Linked DNA regions of Homo sapiens: region 2 is linked to region 1. A link is a loop called in an ENCODE intact Hi-C map of the cell type or tissue named here. Cell type or tissue: heart left ventricle. All regions are shown on one strand.

Region 1 (2,500 bases):
TATTCTTTTGAGTAAATGTGATTCAATTAACAGATAACTTCATGTGATTTAATTTGTATACCTTTATAGGGATTTGCATATAAACAAATATAATAAATGAGAAAAAAATTCCCTTGAGTAGACTATATCCCCTTTTTTGATTTGGAACATCTGGCTGCTCCTATATGTGAACAAAGATAGAAAGTAGCCTCGGCTGGGCACAGTGGCTCATGCCTATAATCCCAGCACTTTGGGCGGCCGAGGCAGGTGGATGGCCTGAGGTCGGTAGTTCGAGACCAGCCTGGCCAACATGGTGAATTCTGTCTCTATTAAAAATACAAAAATTAGCTGGATGTGGTGGTGCATGCCTGTAATCCCAGCTATTCGGGAGGCTGAGGCAGGAGAATCGCTTGAACTCGGGAGGCGGAGGTTGCAGTGAGCCGAGATTGCACCACTGCACTCCAGCCTGGGTGACAGAGCAAGACTCCATCTCAAAAAAAAAAAAAAAAAAAAAAAAGAAAAAAGAAAAAAAAAGAGAGAGAGAGAAAGAAAGTAGCCTCTACCCTGGAACATTTGCTTACTCCTGGGAGAATCTGTGCCTCTAGCTGTATTTAGCAGTTCCCACCGTGCCCAGCCCTCAGGTTCCGTGGGAGGAGCGCCAGGTTCTCGTGAACACCAATGTTCTCCCCTAGCGGCTGTTCTCTGGCAGAGGAAGAGAGGAACCCCGATCAACTTCAGAAGGGATACTTCCTTCCTGGTCACCTTCCAGAGAGGTCAGAGAACCTCATCAAAAACAGCATCATCGGTCTTTGCTCTCTTGATCCAATTCTGATTTGAAAGAAAATAAAGAACAGCAGGATTAGGAGAAAGAGACATGGAGGGGCCCTCGGCACTGGGGTGGGAGAAAGTGGAGTTGGCACTGCAGGGAAAGTTGTTTCTGGTCCGGTGCTCTTCTGTGGAGGCCACAAGGGGGCCTGTGAGGTTCACAGACCGTGGGGAAGACGGAGCTGTCTTCCGTGTCGGGTTCTGCTTCTGTTCTTGTTCTTCTGTTTTCTGGTGGCTTTCTGGAAGAATGATCAGGATAAGGCAGAGGAACTGTAGATGACCTGGGAATGGGAAAGCTAGGGCTCTCTGGGATCAGAGGAGATCTGTTTATTCCTTAGGTCGGGGAGATAGACGAGGAAATCTCTCTAGAAGCAGATTCTCAGGATTAGCTCTTGACACCATGTGTGAGGAGGGAAGGAAAAAGAATTGAAATAAGCTATCCATTTTAGGAAGGACCCTGACGGGGACCCTGAAAAGTCCCCTGTGGTTGCCCTCCCTATAGTACCCCTTCCTGTCCTATGGACAAAAGTCCCAGTGGAAAATCCCTGGGTTTTAGAGTCCAGGATCTGGGGTTGAGTTCTAAGTCCTGTGGCCTCCTAGCCAAGTAACTTAACTTCTCTAAGATTTGCTTTCCTTTTCTGCAAACAAAGGAGTGAAATAAGATAATGTGTAAAAGTGCCTCTAAATATTAGTGTTGTGTAAGTGACAGCTAACTTTACTGCAGGTGTTGGGCCCCACGTGGAGATATTATCCTTTGGTTTTGTATCATAATACCTTGGGAATCTGTCCAGACTATGACCTTCTTCAAGGTCTCCCATCTTCCCAGGCTTCCAAAAGAACCAGGAGGTAAGAAGGGGCCTTGGATGGAGCCTTCCGGGATTCTCCTTGTCAAGGACTTACCTGAACATCTCCTTTCCCCTGTTTGTTTCTGTGCAAATGCTCTTCCCTGGGCTCTGGTGCCTCACCTGTCTTGTCTGTTAGGCTATTCCCGACTCATGGCCCAGGACAAACATTACCTGTTCTCTGTAACTTTCTCTGACTCTCTAAATAAATCAATTTCTTGCTCAGAGTGTTCCTGTACAACACTGTAGAGGCCTCTGTTATTGTCTAATCAAGACTAGTTACAGCTTTTCTAACATTTCCATCTATCTCATTAGACTGTGAGCTCTTCTAAGCCAAGGCCTCTGTTATTGTCTAATCAAGACTAGTTACAGCTTTTCTAACATTTCTGTCTATCTCATTAGACTGTGAGCTCTTCTAAGCCAAGGATGAGTACAGGATCAAAGATGTAGATGTGCTCAAGCATCTTTATTTTCATGGCTATGTCAGTAGGAGAGGGCTGGATCCCACTCCTATAATGCAGGAGAAGGAAGGGTTGTTTGGGAGCGAGTGGAAGGGAGGTATTTAGTGATGTTTCTCTTTGGCTATTCAAATGCCTGGAGGTAAAGAGAAAAGGAGATGACATGGCAGGGCCTGGTCATTCTTAAGACTCAGTAACTTGCTCAGCAACATGTACCCACAGGAGGGAGAAATTCTGCATGAATTAAAGAATGCATCAGAGCTAGAAGATTTGGGTTCAAGACTTGGGTTCAAGTCCATTTACTAACAGTGGTGTCTTGGGTGAGTCAAGCCATAGTTTCCTGCTCTGTGGAAAAATACTCATCTAATGGTTTTATAGCAAAGACAGTGCAGTACT
Region 2 (2,500 bases), 280 kb after region 1:
CAGCCACAGCACCCTTTGCAGGGCAGCTGAGGGAAAATGTGTCTCCAGATCTGGCCTGCCCAGGGTGGGTATGCTGAGAAGTGGAGGACGGAGCAAAGTATAAGGGTGAGGAGGGGAGAGAAGGAGCAAACACCAAGACCTCAGCCGAGTAGTAGATTCGAGAGCCTCAGCAGGAGATTTTTGGGAGACACAGAGATCCCCATCACTAGGGGGTTTATGCAGAAGCTGGGACCCCATAGGCTGTGTTGGTAGAATTTCTGCATGGGTTTGGAGATTTGGGAGGATCAGTGCTTTGTAACTCTGGTTATAGCTGAGAAAGACAACTTTTTGCTGGCTCATGCTCCATTCCTTCTGGGGAAAGTGGCACCTGTGGCTCTGTAACCCTCGGGTCCATGGCGTGGAAGTCAGTCTACATTCTAGATCAGACACTGCACTGACAACCTGTAAGTCCCCTTTCGACTCTGAGAATCTGCAATTCTGGAATGTTCTAGCCTAGTGCCACAGTCTTTAGAAAAGAAACATCAAAAAATTGTGTCACATAAACAATTACTTCTGCGGAACAAAAGGGATGAGAATCTAGAGAATTTCAGACTTATAGAACAGAATTATTTCTGCAGAAATTTCAATAATAAAGGTGCTTGTATAGCTTTATGTGTGTATTTTGTTATTGAAAGCCAAAGGTACACACTGATCAAAACTGACAACTTCAAACTTAAATGTCACTGAATCCTGAACAAAACATACATCCAGACCCAAGTCAACAAGATTCTATCTAGACCATCAAAGGAAATGGCAGCCTGGCTCCCAGCCACAGATGGTCAGCAGATGCTTGCCAGGCCATGAACTGGCTAGCCACTGAGGCAGAACAGCTCTACGATTCTGCACCATTCACCACCAATTTCTTCCCTCACTTAAGATGTCACTAGTCATGTTGCTCCTGAGGGCAATTGAGGTAAAACCAATAGTGGCCTGTGAAAGCAAATTGTAATCCCTCATTGATCAATTATGTGACATCTAACTCAACCCATGAAAACTTGCAGTGGGAGAGCCAGAACTCTGCAAGGGTGAGCACTGAATTTTTGCCTTGGCCTGCCTGCAGCAAGTCTATGTCAAGGATTCTCTGTATGCCAGGAAATCAGCGGGAGTAAAAGACAGACTTTTTCTCAAGGAATTGAAATCTCCTTGGGGAAGAAAGATGATTAGGTTACTCCTTTCTCCCTGCATTAAAAAAATAAATTTATTTTGAAATAACTTCTAACTTACTGCAAAGTTGTAAGTATGTAGGTACAGTGCCATATCCCATCACCCAGATTCCCTCATTGTTATTAGCTCTCTGCATTTTCTTTATGCATGTGTGTGTGCTGATTTATTTACCTGTGTTTATCTATACCCATTACCACCAGTCATTTTCTAAACCATTTGAAACAGCTGTAGACATGATGTCCTATCACTCCTAAATACCCCAATGTGTGTTTCCTCCAAACAAGGACCTTCTCCACATAACCACCACACAACCCCACCAATCAGAAAGTCAACATTGGTACAATACCACCACTCAATCCTCAGACTCTATTCAGCAATGGCTCTTTCTTTTTGGGTCCAGGATGCTGTCAAGGAGCATGTGTTGCATGTGGTTTTCATGTCTCTTTAGTTTCCTCCATCTGGAAGAGTTCTTTCATGTCCTCAGCCACTTTCAAGAGGACAGGTCTTACATTCTCTAGGATGTCTCTTAGCATAGGCAGTCTCATGTTTCATCTTGGCAGAGTCAGGCAGGATTTCCTGGCAGGAATACTGCAGAAGTGACACCATGCTCCTCTCAGTGTGTCACCCTGGGAGCACAGGATGTTGACCTGTTTCAACATCAGTTGACTCCCTAGTCATGTCATTAAGTTTTCCATCTTAAAGTCACCACTTTCCTTTTATAATTTGTTAGTATTACATATAGCGCCAATATCGTATTCCTCATCTAACCTCTACCCACCAGCCTTGGCCTCCATCGATGACTGATCAACTATCACTCTGGTGGTTGCCAAATGGTAATATTTTATTTCCATGATTTCATACTCATTTATTTGACATTCTACTTTAAAAAGCTTTTTCTTCTCATTTATCTATTTATTCTATCAGTGTGGACTTATGGAGTCCTATTTTGTTCAATAGGGACGTTTTGATGCTCAAATTATCCCAGATTTAGCCGGCGAGAACCCCTTCAAGGTAGCTCCTGTGTCCTTTTGATGTGTCCCGATCACTCCTTCAGCATTTTTGCTTTCTAGCACAAAAGATACTCCAGAATCATCCTGTACTTATCCCATCCCAGCCTGGAATCAATTGTTTCTCTAAAAGGTACTAGTTCCTTTCAGTGGTGGATGGTACTGAACGACCATGATCGGAACATGCGGTGTGCCCTTTGTGTTGTGATTTCATTGCTTCTAGGCCTGTGCAGCAGACAGAGCTAGGAAACACATGTATGTATATATGAACACACATACACACATTTGTA

Evidence for each region. A loop is a pair of places that touch in the nucleus more often than their neighbours do. Peaks named below come from ENCODE experiments on the same cell type or tissue, not always from the same donor. Only the 100,000 strongest peaks of a DNase experiment are listed, where the experiment ranks them.
Region 2: it touches region 1 in a loop (2.7-fold over the local background); 4 of 110 quality-filtered maps call a loop at or near these places.

Annotation. Positions count from the first base shown.
Region 1 is chr1:112,335,593-112,338,092 of GRCh38, reverse strand. The region is part of intron 1 of LINC02884 (long intergenic non-protein coding RNA 2884); the gene reads left to right. Among named protein-coding and RNA genes, the nearest start is that of LINC02884, 24 kb to the left of the region's middle. In heart left ventricle, a CTCF peak has its summit at 938; a DNase peak (open chromatin) is centred at 952; H3K4me3 peaks cover 394 bases.
Region 2 is chr1:112,054,001-112,056,500 of GRCh38, reverse strand. No RefSeq gene overlaps it. Among named protein-coding and RNA genes, the nearest start is that of LINC01750, 65 kb to the right of the region's middle. RefSeq lists a silencer at 1-28. In heart left ventricle, no CTCF peak of the experiment used is centred here; no DNase peak of the experiment used is centred here; H3K27ac peaks cover 818 bases.